Linked DNA regions of Homo sapiens: region 2 is linked to region 1. The links are chromatin loops, found by intact Hi-C in ENCODE. Cell type or tissue: HCT116. All regions are shown on one strand. Links, peaks and the distances in the headings refer to the core of each region. The heading gives the core; the rest is flanking DNA.

Evidence for each region. Peaks named below come from ENCODE experiments on the same cell type or tissue, not always from the same donor. Only the 100,000 strongest peaks of a DNase experiment are listed, where the experiment ranks them.
Region 2: it touches region 1 in a loop (2.5-fold over the local background); 3 of 110 quality-filtered maps call a loop at or near these places.

The regions. Positions count from the first base shown.
Region 1 is chr1:12,536,416-12,544,743 of GRCh38, reverse strand. No RefSeq gene overlaps it. Among named protein-coding and RNA genes, the nearest start is that of LINC02766, 15 kb to the right of the region's middle. RefSeq lists enhancers at 2,887-3,181, 3,744-4,392. In HCT116, for the core only: no CTCF peak of the experiment used is centred there; DNase peaks (open chromatin) are centred at 4,373 and 4,743; H3K4me3 peaks cover 1,121 bases; H3K27ac peaks cover 963 bases.
Region 2 is chr1:12,430,648-12,438,975 of GRCh38, reverse strand. The region is part of intron 65 of VPS13D (vacuolar protein sorting 13 homolog D); the gene reads right to left. Among named protein-coding and RNA genes, the nearest start is that of SNORA59A, 72 kb to the left of the region's middle. RefSeq lists a cis regulatory region at 5,412-5,422 and an enhancer at 5,345-5,489. In HCT116, for the core only: no CTCF peak of the experiment used is centred there; DNase peaks (open chromatin) are centred at 4,605, 5,105 and 5,325; H3K4me3 peaks cover 1,761 bases; H3K27ac peaks cover 2,144 bases.

The DNA of each region.
Region 1 (8,328 bases), core at 321-8,320:
CACAATAATGCAGCCGTGCATGTTTGAATGGTTCTGGCCCTTTGCATCTCATAAACCTTTTCCTTGGGATGAATTCCAATAGAGAATTACTGGGATGGAAACATCGTTTTATGACTTTCTTTCTCTGGGTGTGAGTTAATTTCTAAGTACGACAGCAATTTGCAATACCTTCAACAGCAGAGTGAGTACCTGAATTTCTCTGCATGCTTCAGAATCCTGGGTGTGACCTTGAGAACACTTTTCTTTTCCTGGTGCAGTGGCTCATGCCTGTAATACCTGCACTTTGGGAGGCTGAGGCAGGAGGATCACTTGAGCCCAGGAGTTTAAGACAAGTCTGGTCAACATAGGGAGATAGGGAGGCCCTTTTTCTACCAAAAAAAAATTAAAATTAGCCGGGCATGGTGGCACATGCGGGCAGTTCCACCCGTGGTCCCACTGAGATGGGCAGATTGCACTAAGCCATGATCACACCACTGGACTCCAATCTGGGTGCCAGAGCGAGACCTTGTCTCAAAGAAAAAAACCTTGTTTTAAATTCATTTTGTAAATATAAAATAGCCTCTTAATACTGCCTTAGTTTCCCCCTCTTTGATGATGAGTGAGGACAATCACGTGAACTCAGAGCACGTGAGCTTGCCATGTTAATTAACCTCTGAGCCCCAACCGGGTCAGATATAAACTGGGAATGCTGCCATTTCCAGCTGGTAAGTTTTTCTTTTTGTCCAATTCAACCAATCATTTGATCTTGATTTGTTTATTTATAGGAGCTTTAGATACATGCGGTACTTTCAGAATAGCAAAATCAAAACATGGTCTTTGCCCCAAGAACTTACGACCTATTTCCATATTGCCAGTGTGTCTCAGAACTACCCTAAATGAGTCTTAGGAGTAGTTTGAATGTCCAATAGTAATTACGTCATCTGCGGAACCCAGACGCCTCAGAAATAAATTAATTTCATCCCAGACGTAGTTATCAGGGTTGTGGCTATGTAAACAGTTTTCATCATTTCATACCTGAATGAATGAATTATATTCTGCAGAAAACTGGTTGGTTGGAGAGATTTAATTAAGACAGGAATGCAGGAATTTTCTTGGGACAAACAAAAGGATTATAGAACTTTGTAAATAATATACAAAAAAATTAGAAACGTACATTTGTTGGTTGGATTTTCTTTCTTTCTTTCTTTCTTTCTTCTTTCTTTCTTTCTTCTTTCTTTTTCTTTTTTCTTTCTTTCTTTTTTTTTTTTTTGACAGGATCTCTGTCGCCCAGGCTGAAGTGTGGTGGCATTATCCTGGATGGCTCACTGCAGCCTCGACCTCCTGGACTCAAATGATCCTCCCACCTCAGCCTCCCCAGTAGCCGGAACCACTGGTGAGTGCCACCATCCCTAGCCAATTATTTTATCTGTAGAGATGAGATCTCGCTATGCTGCTCAGGCTTCTCTTGAACTCTTGGGCTCGAGTAATTCTCCCACCTTGGCCTCCCAAAGTGCTGGTATTATAGGTGGGAGCCACTGTGCTTGGCCATTTGGTTGGATTTTCTTGCTATACTCCCTGTGCTAATGAAGTGAGATGTAAAACTTACTTCAGTGTCTAATACAGATAAGCATTCAATGAATGCTGACTGCCCAACTCTAGTTTCTTCATATGTAAGTGATTCTTTCACGTCCTCTGTTTGTCTACATTAAACTCAATGTTTTTCTTGTTTATTTTAATGAATTCTTTATATATTGTAGCCACTCTTTTGCTTCCTGTTTCCTGACATTTTACTTTGTCCACAAAATTTAGAACATTGGAAACATTTCCTGTCCTGGGTTACATTAGAGTCACACTCCTGCTATTCTATGCTCTACCCCCAACCCCCCCACCGCCCCCCGCCACCAACTCTCTAAGACTCAGTGGGCTGAAATGAGAGCCAGGAGGTTTACCAGTTGGAGCAATTTAGTTGATTTTGTCCTGGGCTCAGGCAGCTTTCCCTGATGTCATTTGTTCCCTGGGGATTTGGCTCACTGAAGCACACAGGATAATTCTTCTGGAATGAAAGGACTTAGAATCTCCTCATTCAGAGGGTCTCTTGCCTCAAATTCTATTCTGGGTCCGTTTTCTTATTTTATGGTGGTAATTGTTATTGTTCTTGCTTTTTTTCCTTTTGCAGCAAACTCACTCATTATCAAATATCCAACAAGAGTGTTCTAGGTGCAAGACTTTGAATTTTGGGGACACAATGGTGAACAAAACAGACATGTCCCTGCCCAAGCGGAGTTCACAGCAGAGTTCCTGGGAGATGCACACTGGCCAATGCCATCCAGTCCACAAGTGCTCATCAGGCACCTGCCGTGTGCCAGGCTGTCTTCTGGGCCTGGGGACAGACACGTGAGCAGAGATGGTCCCTACCATCTCTGCATCGGGAGCTTATCATCAACACAAATCCACGAAACATGACATTTAACATGCGCAAAGCTGCAAAGGAAGGGCTGGCAGAGCCACGTGGACTACGGTACAGGGAGGGACTTATTCTGACCAGGGGTCTGCCAGGAGGGGTGTCAGTCACGGAAGGCTTCCCTGAGGAAGCGACCTGTGTCATGAGCTCTGATGGCTGACTTAGAATTAACCGGGCAAATGGGGACAAGACTTTTTGACACAAAGGGAATAATAGATGCAAAGCACTTGGGGTGGGAGGAAACAGTTTTAAGGGCCCACTCAGGGCTGGATCCAGGGTGGGGCACCGGGATTCTTGGGGCCAAAAGGCTGGGTTTCTCCTCGTCTGGTGAATCAGAGTTTGGGGGAAGCCTCTACTGGTTTAGCCCACCCTCAGAGCCCTGATCCACCAGCTGGGCAGCTCAGCTCATCTTTTGTCTGGTGGTGGGGAAAGGCTGTTGGAGGCGCTGAGGGGCAGAAGCCTGTTTTTGGAGGGCCCGTGGCAGAGAGTGAGGGAGGGCCACGTGGAGCCCCACGGTCACCCTGCTACTTTCTCTGACCTCAGCTGCGGCTTGGCCTCCCGCCCTTTGGGAGTTCACAGGGAGGTGAAATCTGCAAGCGGAGGCTGGTTTCTTCCCCTCCTGGGAGGACTGAGCTATCCAGACAAGGCCCGGGAAGGCCCCTTCCTCCCCTTCCAGGGCTCTCTGGGATCTGATGAGCCATTTGTCCAGCTCTGTCTTCTCCCCTCCCCAGCTCTGGGGACAGAGCAGCTGGGACTGCAAAGACTGTCCTGTTCCTGATGTAGGTCCCCACACCTGGAGACCCAGGGGCTGAGGCCGGCCCCCTGCACCTCCTCCAAGCTGCTGAGCTCAACTGCACTCTGTGGCCCCAGGAAGGCATGGGAAAGGCTGCCCCCCTGGAGCACTTCATGGCTGTCGAGGCGCACGTTGCAAATCAGGCTCTGGCCCTTTGCCTCTGCGAGCACTGGGGGCTGTCACTTACGACCCTGTCCTTACAGGGAAATTCCAGCCCACAGCTCAGGGCCTTGGGAGCAGCCGCATAGACTTCGGAGCCAGGCAGCTCTGGGTTGGCGTCCCTGACCTGTCTCACTCTCTGCAGGACACTGGGCACATTTACGTCTCTGAGCTTCAGTTTCTCCATGTGTAAAAAGGGGTCTACCCCTAAGCTGCAGCGCTGTGGTACTTATGGTGGCAGCTGGTGACAATTCCTGACAGCGGGAGTTGGGGGGTTCTTTACCACCAGTGGCTCCTCTCAGAGTCATTCAACCCAGGCAGGGGCACTGGGGAGATGGTCAGTACCGCCCAGGTAAACCGAGGCCTCACGTGTAGGAGCCTGCTTTCTGGAAGGGAGGCTCTGCCAGCAAGTCTCATTTCATCCTCAAAAGAACCCAGGGATGTAGTTATAAGCAGGATTCGCCTCTGACAGATGAGGAGAGGTTCAGAGAGGTTGACAAACTCACTCAAGGTTGCACAGCAAGTAAAAGGCCCAGCTGGGATCCTTCAGGGATTGCTGGACCAGGGAGCCCCTCCTCTGCACCGTCAGGAAGGGTCCAGTGCTGGGCCCTGAAGCCAGGAGCCCGAGAGGACGTTCTCAGCACCAGCTCCGCCTGCAAGCCCAGGATTTCCCACCCCCATGCACCGCACCCAGGACCCCAGGACAGTGCCCCTCCCCGCACACTGGGCTCTGGCCTCAGCCTGCCTCTGGGAACTTGGCGTTGGAGTTGGGGGAGGGTGGAGGGAAAGGCAGCCTTCGGAGCTGTCCCTGGGAGGGGAGCCGTTTGGCGTGAGGGCCGGGCCAGGCCGGCCTCCTTTGTTGCAGGCTGACAGGACGGTGCGGCCACCACACACTTCAGCTGCCAACTCGCCGCGGTCACTCAATCCATCACCGAGGGCGGGGGCTCCCGGCCCTGCTGGCTCCTGGCCGCTCGGCCTGCGATGTTGTTTTAGTCTGACTCGGGCTGTGAGATAAACGGGGCATGAACCGGTCCCCTGGCAGGGGGTCAGCCCCTTCTGCCCTCATTAAAGTGCCAATCAAGAAGAGGAATGGAGACGCTGAGTGAGCTCAGCCCTCTCGGCCAAGGGGGCAGGAGCCGGTCCCCCCACCACGGATGCCTGGAGAATTCCATCCATCCAAGGCCTGCGGGCGTCTGGTTGCAACACACCCAAGCAGCCGGCCCTTGGTGTTCCGTTCCTTCCCAAGCCTGCGTATGTGAGCAGCGGGTGGGGTGGGTACTTGCGACTTTGAATTTCCAGCTCCCCCAACTGGAAGGGAAATTCAAAGCAGCAAGTACCCACCCACCTCCTGCTCACACGGGCAGGCTCGGCTTGCTGTTGTGGCAACGTCACAAACCACCCCAAAACTTTATGGCTTAAAACAATTATCTCCAGGCATGGTGACTCATGTCTGTAAAACTAGCACTTTGAGAGACCAAAGTGGGAGGATTGCTTGAGGTCAGGAGTTCGAGACCAGCCTGGCCAACATAGTGAGATCCCACCTCTATCAAAAAATATAAAAATTAGCTGGATTAATGGGGCACACCTGTAGTCCCAGCCACTCAGGAGGCTGAGGCAGGAAGATCACTTGAGTCCAGGAGTTCAAGGCTGCACTGAGTCACTTGCACTCTAGCCTGGGCCACAGAGCAAGACCCTCTCTCAAAAAACCAAACCAAACCAACCAAACAAAAAAACACCCAGCCATTTGATGATCTTGTTTGAACCTGAGGGTGGACAGGGCTCAGCTAGGTGAATCATCTGCTCCATCATCTGCTGGGGTGGTGGCTGGAGGGGCTGTTTGCTGGGGCTCTTCTGGGCTGAAGGGTTCAACATGGCTCAGGCATGTGGCATCTTTGTGGGGACACCCAGAAGGCTGGGACACCTGGTTCACGAGGATGGCTGTGCCTGTCTCTCTGTCCCTGTGGAGTCTCGGGGCCTCTCTCCCTGTCTTACATGGCCTCTCCATGTGGTCTGTCCTGCAGGGTAGCCAGACTATTCAGTGACTTGGGGCTCCCAAAAGCACATGAGTGAAGGTGCTAGGCCTTCATAAGGTTTTGGCCTGGAACATGGCACAGAGGAACGTCTGCCCCATCCTAAAGCAAGTCAGGAACCAGCTCTCTTTTCTCCTGGGCACTCTGCCTGGAGGGCAAGTGGATCAGCAGCCTCTTGGGGTGTGGGGTGAGGTGGCTGGAATTCTCTCTCTCTCTCTATATATATATGTATACACACACACACACACACACACACACACACACACACACTCCACAATTCTTCAACTCTCTGGAAGAACCCCTCAAAGTCTATAACAAGGCATTCGCAAAAACATAATTAATAGTATGCTTTCATATTAATTTTACATATTAAATAAAAATAATAATTGGACCGGGTGCAGTGACTCACACCTGTAATTCCAGCACTTTGTGAGGCCAAGGCAGGGAGATCACTTGAGGATCTGCCAGGAGTTCAAGACCAGCCTGGGCAACATGGCAAAACCCTGTCTCTACAAAAAATTAGCCAGGCATGGTGACGTGTGCCTGTAGTCCCAGCTACTCGGGAAGCTGAGGTGGGAAGATCACTTGAGCACAGGAAGCAGAGGTTGCAATGAGCTGAGATTGCACCACTGCACTCCAGACTGGGAGACAGACTGAGACTGTCTCAATAATAATAGTAATAATAATAATAATTGTTACCATTGCTTAAGAACTTATGCCAAGCATTGTTCTAAGCAATTATAGCTTATTTAATTCCCCTGATAGCCCTGTAGGGATGATATAACTATTACCCTTGCTTTACATGTGTCTAAGATAAGTGGCTAAACTGTAATAGACTCCCAAACATTTAGTAACTCAAACACAATAGAGGTTTTTATCTTGCTCTCTTAAGGAAAGATCAGCATTCCTGGTGGGCAAGCAGCCCTCCTCCCTTTAGTGTCCCATAGATCCAGGCTCCATCCATCCTGTGACCCCCACCCCTCACCTCTGGTCCCCAGTAGTGCATAGATCACTCTGGCAGCTACATGAAGACTGGGCCATGGATGGTGTGTGCAGCTGTGGGCAAGCAGAGGGGTTTGGGATATTCACCATTTGCCTTCTAAATTTACTCTCCCTTTGTTCACCCTGCTCTCTGCCCTGGGAGGCTGCCCTCTGTGGACTATATCAGTGGGCTCCCCAACCCTCCAGCTTCCAGTTAGGCTCAGCCAGTGGGAGACAGAGCAGGAGATCAGAGGGCAAGAGGAGAGGGGAGGGTATTGATTTCCCTGGCTCTCTGTCTCCACTAGGCTGTAGTTTGGAAGTAGCTGACTTTTTCTACCAAAGGCTATGGCTCCTATCAGGGGGCCGGCAGCTTTGACTCTCACCCATCTTAGGGATGGTAAGAGGATACGTCACCGTCTCTTGTTGGTACCCCTGATCCCACCCGCAGCTTGTAATCAGCCCGTCTGCTAACCTCTCTGCAATCTCTGTATCTGTCAGAGGATACAGCTCATCTACATTCTGCAGTGGTCTCAGCTGGCACAGGAGGCAAGGGAGGAAGCAAGGAACCATTGAGAATGCTACAGTAATAATCCAGGAGGGAGATGATGGTGGGGTAGCTTTCCAAGGTCGGGCCAACAGGATTTTCTGATGGATTGGATATGGGGTTCGAATAAAAGAGAAGTTTCCAGGATGATTCCAAAATGGTTGGCTTGAGCAACTGGGAAAATGGAGTTATTTATTAAGATGGGTAAGACCAAAGGAGAGGCAGGCTTGGTCAGTTTTGGACATGTTAAGTAAGGCATGCTTTTTAGGCTTCTAAATGGAGACATTGAGAGGCAGATGGAGCTCTGAGTTTGAATTTCAGGGCAGAAATTCAGGCGGGAGATAAGACTATGAGACCTGCCCATATACAGATGATATTTAAAGCCATAGGACTCAGAGAGATAACCAAGGAGAGTTTGGCTGAAGAAAGGAAGAGGACTTACAGTGAATGCTGCGGCTCTCCAACATTTGGAGGCCAGGAAGATGAGAACAAAGAATAACGAGTGAAGTAGGAGGAAAATGAAGGAATTGGGTATTCTGGAAACAAAGTAAAAAAAAAAAAACTTTCAAGAAGGAGAGAGTGGCTGGGCACGGTGGCTCACGCCTGTAATCCCAGCACTTTGGGAGGCCAAGGTGGGCAGATCACGAGGCCAGGAGATCGAGACCATCCTGGCTAACATGGTGAAAACCCAACTCTACTAAAAGTACAAAAAATTAGCCGGGCGTGGTGGCACGCACCTGTGGTTCCAGCTACTCAGGAGGCTGAGGCAGGAGAATCACCTGAACCCAGGAGGCAGAGGTTGCAGTGAGCCAAGATTGTGCCACTGCACTCCAGCCTGGGTGACAGAATGAGACTCCATCTCAAAAAAAAAAAAAAAAAGAAGGAGAGAGAGTGCTCAATCATGACAAATACAGCTTTTATTCAGATTAGATAAGGCCTTATCATGAAGATTAGAGTTTGAAATATGAATGTCATTGATTATCTGGAAAGGGTGAGGTTGTGGGGATGAAAGCTTAATTGGCAAGGGCTCAGAGAAAAGGAGAAATTTCTGGTTCTATCCATGGCAGAGTAGTTGGTACTGGACAAATCTGTCACAAATAACTGCAAAAATGGTCAAAATATATGAAACAATTATTAGGCATTAGACTGCAGGCATTGCCATGCTACAATCCTTTAAAAAGGGAAACACAAAAGGCTGAACTACACATCCCCCTTGACTTTCTGCCTTGGGGTAATTTTCAAACTGTGGTACCAGGAAGAGGATTACAAGCAGAGAGTCACAGTCTCTCTGGGTAGAGAAAAGGAAGCTCAGGGTTCAGGGCAGCAAAAACAGCTAGAATTTGTGGGCAGGTTACCAAAAAGGAGGGAACCACAGAGAAAT
Region 2 (8,328 bases), core at 192-8,191, 110 kb after region 1:
GGAGGGATATGTTCAGATTCGGGATCTGCTGAGGGACTGGACATGCGGCATGACCGAAAGGAGCCAAGGATGACTCCAAAGTATTTGAGCAACTGGCAGAAAGGAGATGGAGAAGAATAGCCAAAAAGCTATGAAGTGGCTAGCGCTATGCCTGGCACACAGGAGAGGATCAAATATTAGTTCTTCTTTACATGTCAAAATTTCAGTTCTGACTCAGAGCACAGGCAGCCAGCTCTAACGTGCAAGCGTCCCAACACTTGTTAACTTCCTCTCAAAACCAGAACACCTCTCATTATCTAATTCTTCTTTTGCCAGGGAGGAGGAGGTGAGATCTTAGGTTTCATGTGGTCGGCAAGGGCTGGGTGCTGATCTGTGTTTCCCCACTGAACAGGGAAGGATCAATGAAAAAGACAAGTAAACCACATGGTAAAAACTCAAGAAAATTTTAAAGAAACAGCATTCTGTGTTATGTGCTGTCTCAGTGTGTTCATGCTGCTACAACAAAATACCGTTAACTGAGTGGCTTACAAACAGCAGAAATTTGTTTCTCACAGTTCTGGAGGATGGGAAGTCCAAGATCAAGGTGACAGCAGATTCGGTGTCTGATTCAATGTCTGATGAGGGCCTGCTTCCTAGATGGCCATCTTTTCACTGTAACCTCACACGGTAGAAGGGTGGGCTAGCTCTCTGGGGTCTCTTTGATAAGGGCACCAATTCCTTGATCTAATCACCCCCAATGACCTCTTGACACCAACACCTTTGGGGTTAGAATTTCAACATATGAATTCTGGGGGGACACATTCAGTCCATAGTATAAGAAAATTTCTCTAAGTCCTATAACAGAGACTCAGTTTACTGAGTTCAGGACATAAGTGATGAGCTACAGATGCTCAAGTTTTAGGGGATGGGGGTGGGAAGACAGCTACGGAACACACATCAAGGTGTGCTAAGAAAGCCAGGGCTAGGAGAGTATATCCAGACTGATATTTTCCCAGGTTTTGCTCAGGGAACCCTTTCATTGCCACATTTGCCAACCAGCTCAACCTAAGTTCAATTTTAGGAGTCAAAGGGCCCAGCCTGTCTCCCATCCCAACAGCTGGAAAGATGCCATCCAGCACTGTAATTTTTGAGCGCAGGGAAAACATCAGGGCTCAAAGGTTCCAAGAAGTCCACAGGAAATCTACCTAGCCTTAGTCTAAACAATTGCAGAAAAACAGTCATTCCTGTCTCAAGATAAACATCCACTTTTAGTCTATACATGGAAAACTAAAACTACGAATCAAAAATTGGATACTGTTAGTTGCCTTGAATGGAAAAAGAAAGGATGGATTTCCAGAGAAAAATCTACTCATTGGAATGGATGGGGGAGGGGAGGGTTGGGTTAGAAAACCATGAACCACATTCCCATATGTAATGTGCTCTTCCCTCTCAAATTTAGCTCAAATCTAGTTTAGCTTTGTGTAAAGAAAATGGTGGAACAGTTGAATGGCCAGTCAAATGGGGTCAGATAGTTTCCCAAAATGTGGTTTGGGGATCAATGGCAAACACTTCATCTGTTGAGCTCCAAATTGCACAGGAAAGCACAAAGAATGCCCCCCTCCCTCCTTTCGTCCTGCCTTTCTAATCAGTTGTTTTAGGGTCTAAAGGCCTTTTCCTTTCACAAGGACCCTTAGTTTGTTTCCTCTGGGCTTTAGGGAGGGTGAATTTCTACTCTAGATGGAGATATTAGGTTAATGAGAAATGCTGGAGGCAGTTCATGACTTTGCACTAGACTGAGTCACTCTGGTCAGAAAGAACAGTTTGGTAACTCTGCAATCTACCTACTGCAAACAAGCCATGACTTGGTTTGGTTTTAGCTCTAATTATATAAAAAGTGAGTCAGGGTTTTTGGGTACCCCCCTCCCGCCGCCACACACACACACACGGTGTGACAGGCTGTTGTTTTTGTTTGTTTGGGCCCGCTCAGTGAAAGGTATAACTGTTTTACCCACATAAAAATACTTGCAAAGGCCAGGAGCGGTGGCTCACGCGTGTAATCCCAGCACTTTGGGAGGCTGAGGTGGGTGGATCACCTGAGGTCGGGAGTTCGAGACCAGCCTGACCAACATGGAGAAACCCTGTCTCTACTAAAAATACAAAATTAGCCAGGCGTGGCGGTGCATGCCTGTAATCCCAGCTACTCGGGAGGCAGAGGCAGGAGAATTGCTTGAATCTGGGAGGCGGAGGTTGCGGTGAGCCGAGATCACGCCATTGCACTCCAGCCTGGGCAACAAGAGCAAACCTCCGTCTCAAAAACAAAAACAAACAAAAAAAAACTTGCAAAAAATAATAGTTAACATTGTATATATGCAGATTATGGTCAAATCATGACAAATAACAATACTAGGCTCAAAAAGTGAAACATTCAGTTAAGTCTCTTCCCCTTTAAATTCACGTGGTGGGTGGGGGCGAAACAAGGGAAAACAAAGGGATGTACAATGAGCCAGTCTTTCCCCACTAGGCCAGCTCCTCATTCCAGAGGCCCACCTGCTAAGCTCCACTGACCCCTCCCTAGTCCTGCTGCTGCACACCCCAGGCTCCCTCCTGCTGGGACTGCTCCCTGTGTGCCTCTTCTTGTCCCCACCTGTCTCTTGTCCACATGGCAAGCATCTCCTTGGACTTCAGGATTGGGCACCGGCGTGCCTTCCCCTGTACAGACCTTCCTTGTCCTGGGTAGAAGAGTCCACCCCTTCCTGAGATCCCCCTACAGGAACCCCCACAGACACCAAACTCAAACCTGGAACACTTTCCCACATGTGTGTGACTGCAAGTCCTCCTCCCCTGCTGGATGGTGACCCCAAGGGGAGAGGGCTTTGTTTTGTTTATGTCTGTGTCCCCTGTGCCTAGCACAGAGCCTGGCATTTCTAGTTGTCCATACATAGTTGTGAACTTGCTCTAGAGACACAATAAATAGACCTGTTAACATGAGGTTATGCTTTTTGCACATAAATCTATAGTCAGCTCGATGTGTAGAGTTAGAGCAAAGTCAAAACTCCTTCACTAAGTGTCTCAGACAGGGTTAGAACAATTTCCTGGTTTCGGCCACACACTTTGGCCTGGATGGTACAGCATCTACAAAAGAGCTAATTATACAACACAGGGTAGCACAGGAAATGACTTTAAACTGTGACTCAAATTCTCTGTATCCCCTTGATAATACAGCCTTACATGGTTAATCCCTGCAAATATATCGCAGAGAGGTTCGAGAATGAAGCCTACTAGATAGAGTGCTGCTTTTGCACTGGTATTAAGAGGACGGGCTCTGAATCAGAGAATCTCGGTTCTTAGCCTGGCTCTCCTTGTAACCTTGGGCAAATTAGTTAATTTCTCTGAACGTCAGTATCCTCATTTACAAACTAGCATTCCACAGGGTCGTTATGAGGATTAAACAAATCAATTTGTATGAAGACTCAGAACAGTACCTGGCACATAGTGAAGCAGTCAATAAATATGAGTATCTTTTTGTTGTTGTTGTTCAGACAGGGTCCTGCTCTGTCACCCAGGCTGGAATGTGATGGTGCAAACACAGCTCACTGCAGCCTCAACTTCCTAGGCTCGGATGATCCTCCCACCTCAGCCTCCCATGTAGGTGTGACTACAGGCGGGTGCCACCACGCCCAGCTAATTTTTGTATTTTTTAGACTTTTTTTTTTTTTGGTCATGTTGCCCAGGCTGGTCTCGAACTCCTGAGTTCAAGCAATCTGCTCACCTCAGTCTCCCAAAATATTAGTACCATTTTTAAAGCTATCCATTCAGTTACTAAATTCAAAACTTATTTCAACTGGGCAATCAGTATCAGTGTCTATCCCATGTTTTCTGTATAGCAATGCTGAGAAATAAAGATAAATGTAATTAACATTTTAAACACTTACGGTAAGGATACACTAACATATTCCGCAGGGCTAAGTTAACTACTCCATTGTAACTATTTATTTCATAAACTGCATGGCAAGCCTGACAAGCCTACTGGTCAACTTTGACAAAAGATTATGTGAGACAAATGCCAAGGAAATACAAAATTAACATTGTTGTTACTCCTTATCAGACCACAGACAAAAACAAACCCACCAACAGTCCAGAATGAAGGAAACAGGTTGTTGGCTTTTGATTGGAATTTCCTAGGATTGTTACCATGTAGTACAAGATTAATCTAAATGTTTCTTTGTGCACAGACAAGCTTATGTGGAATGTATCAGAATAATATAATAAAGGCTTAGGTTTATGTGTGAACAAAACTGCTTTCAAAAATGTATCATTATCAGGCTGATTAAGAAAATACCACAGATTTAAACATACCTGAGGCCTATAAATAAGTTAGTTTGCTGCTTACTGGGGGTGGGGGGAATACACAGGCTAAATAAACAAACGAAAGTACAGGAAAATCAAACACTTTCAAATGAGCTTTCTTCCTTAAGTAGGTGTAACTAAAACCCAGTTGTATGCTAGGACTACTGAGTATTTTCAAGATAGTGCATGCTGTGGCATTTTAAACCACAGAGCCAAGCTGCTACCACCGCCACCTCAACCACCAAACTTTAAGAGCACACGCTGTGCACTGACTCATTTCATCCTCCCAGCAGCACCCTTCACAGCTGGCAAGTGGATTTTCCAAGCAAAAGGGAGAAACCTAGAACACACCACAAATAGGTACCTATTTTTGCCTTGATGTGTCAAAGTCAGAGAAAAGGGCAAAATTCAAGCAGCTGACCAACGGCATTTCAACAACAGGATGTTCCCAGGGAGACTGCGGCAAAAGATGTCTTTCACAGTATATGTAATTCCACAAAAATAGCAGTTAAAACCAATACGGCATCAGGCACAATGAATGACAATTTCAGGTTAGAAATAACCAAATGCTCAGCCTCTAATTTGTTTTCTTCTGTTTTGAGGGATAAAACAGAGGAATAAAGAATGTGCTGGAAATTTGGGGAATGCACTTCAAACTTCTTTCCTCCTCCTCCTCCTCCACACACACACACACACACACTCTCTCTCTCTCTCTCTCACTCTCTCTCTCTCCCCACCCCCTACCTCCTCCTCTTTGTAAAAGGCCTTTAATTAGCTCACATCCTATCCTGGCCAGGGCTGCCTAATACATTCTGACACCAGCCTGTTGGCCAGGCAGTGGGGTCTAAGTGCAGGCCTGATTAGCGGGATCCCAGTGGATCCCCTGCCGCTCTTATCTCCACAGATGCCTGATGAGTTTGGTATCTTCCTCCCAGCCCTCCCGGGAAGCTGCCCCAGCAGGTGCCCATTGGCAATAGTTTTGTGTTACAGGCCTGAATGAATGATCCCCGCAGGAGCTGCCGACTGTTTTCACAGACACAGAAGGCAGTCAAAAGTCCACTGCGTGAACTTGGAATGACCCCAGCTGCAGAGTCACTGGCGGGTTCATCGGGAGGGCAGGCACGCTTTATTAAACAACTAATACTCTTCACAGATAACTTTCCGAAAAAGCAAAAGTGTTAACTCTTTGCAATCTTGCTCTGACAAAACACTTCAGCTGTGGCGGGGCTCCCTGTGTGACTGAGGGTCTGAACCCAAGTGAGGGCTCTGAGATGGAGGAATGGCGCCAGCAGGGACCATGATTTCATCTGGCCTGAAGAAGGGTTGGGACTCAGTCACCATTTGGTCTACTGTTTTGTTGTTGTTTTTTTGTTTTTTTGTTTTTTTTTTTTCCCCAAGCGTTCCAGATTAAAGCGAAAAGGCAAAAAGCAAAGGTTTCGAGCACCTACTCCAGGGAGGACAGTGTGGCTGGGAGTCAGCCTGACAGTTACAGCCCCCAGCCAGGCCGGCTCTCAGCACCTCCAGAACAAGAGGGTGGCCCCTGGCTCATTCTGCCACATGCCTGTGCACCCTCGCAGATATGCGTGGGCCCCCATGGGGCTTCCATTCTAAGTTACCAGGAGAGAAAAGGTACTAAGGTACTAAGCTGTGAAGGCCATTGCAAACTCTCATCACCTGTGGGACTGGTGGGGCAGTCATTTTGTTGGCAGCAGCCAGATGCTGTGCAGTGGGTTCCCTTTAGAAGGAGGACTCAGACGCCAGGCACAGTGGCTCATGCCTGTAATCCCAGCACTTTGGGAGGCTGAGGCAGGAGGATCACTTCAGCCCAGGAGTTAGAGACCAGCCTGAGCAACATAGAGAAACCCCATCTCTACGAGAAAAAAAAATTTAGCCAGGTGTGGTGGTGTGCTCCCGTAGTCCCAGCTACTCAGGAGGCCGGGTTGGGAGGATTGCCTGAACCCAAGAAGCAGAGGTTGCAGTGAGACAAGATGGTGCCATTGCACTTCAGCCAGTGAGACTGTCTTAAAAAAAAAAAAAAAAGGGAAAGGATTCAGAAAAGGAAAGGGGTTCAGATCAAAGTGTTCTCATAACGAAGACAAAGCCATCACAAGTTCTTCCAGGGTTGCTGGACAGCAGGCAACTGGACACATCCACATTTTCAGTGTCCACTGAGAGGTACAGCAAACAGCCACTTCTGTCCTAGGGCAAGAACCAGTACTAAAGATGTTTTCGCTCTTTTCTTTTTTTTTTTTTTTGAGACGGAGTTTTGCTCTTGTTGCCCAGGCCGGAGTGCAATGGCACAATCTAGGCTCACAGCAACCTCCGCCTCCCCAGGTTCAAGCGACTCTCCTGCCTCAGCCTTCCAAGTAGCTGGAATTACAGGCATGCACCACCATGCCCATCTAATTTTGTATTTTTAGTAGAGATGGGGTTTCTCCAAGTTAGTCAGGCTAATCTCGAACTCCCGACCTCAGGTTATCCGCCCGCCTCAGCCTCCCAAAGTGCTGGGATTACAGGTGTAAGCCACCGCACCTGGCTTGCTCTTTTCTTTCACACAGCCTTTAGAAAGAACCCGATGACAATTCTAACAACATACAGAGAAAAACATATGAACATTTAGAAAAATTTTAAAATTCATTTTAACCCACAAAGTTAGATTAATTTTGGCATCACCCAAAGACTATGTGTCTATTAAAGTTTCATCTCTACTACATCTCACCACTGCCCACTAAATCTAATTATAAAGGGATTCCCTATTTCTTTCTTTTCATGGGGGCAGGTCTTGTTCTGCTTTCAGGAGAGATGCAAAAGTTTTGCATGGGTTTACTCACTGGGTAAGATTCTGCTGAAGGACTAGTAATAGAAGGTGCTTTAAGGAGCTGTACTACCTGCAGCCCCTTCCGGTAAGTTGACCTTGACACAGAACAGACTGGTTCAGTGCAACAAACCCTTGAGGGCTTCCTAGATCACAGGCTAAGTGCTTAGGGTTAAAGATACCAAGACGAGTATGACTTAGTCCCTTGTACTCATGGAACTCAGTATAGTATGGGAGACAGACACACAAATGGATAAAAAATAAAGAACGCTGAGAAGATATACAGTAGGCAAGGCTTACACCCTACTACTTTTCTCCCCCTCACTCCTACCAAGCAGGTGCCCACAAGCTGCCGGCCCAGTCTCAACAATCATACTAGATCTGTAGCCAGAAAGCCTGGGTTTGAGGGCTAGCCCTGTGACTAATTAGCTTTGAGAACCTTACAGGGTCTCAGTTTCTCTACCTATAATTTGAGAGGGCTAAAGGCTGGCCTTAAGGTTCTTTCCCAAATCTGCTATCCAAAGAGTTTCTACTGAATATCAGCGATTGTGTTAAGAGTCTGCATCTGGGAAAAGCTATTGTAGCTTTGCCATATTCAGCTGGAATAACTAAGAAAAGTTTTAGTGTTGACACATCTCTTAGGAAGAATACAAGATGGGGTTAAATAGGCAAAAGTTAGAGAGTTTAAATTATCATATGAAATATTATTAAAACTAGGCTTCTCACCAAATTCAATTTTTTAACATAAGTTAGACACAGTTCACTGTTATGTTTTTACCTTTTACAGAGAAACAAGTGGCAAATTCTTCCTGTGTTTAGTCCTAACAACTTTTATCTCTCCATATAATTTATTTGTTGAGGCACCTCAGTTTGTCACGTTAATTGATTTCTAAGCAACTCTTCTGTAGCAATCCTACAACTTTCACTTGCTAATTCTACTGGACACAAAATCCAAACAGGCTGGTAAAATCTATCTGGCTTTGCCCCCTTTTGCTTTGTTTCTTAGTGATCGTAGGACTGGAGATTTGCATGACCCGCTGAGACTATAGAACCAAGCATTCACACAATCTGGCGTGGGTGCTAGGAAAGCAAGGCCCTCTTGGAAGCAAGATGTTTCACAGCTGTCTTCAAGGCATCAGAAGCTCCTCTGGCTCTCCTCTGAGAAGGCTTAGTGTGGTAGGAAAAGA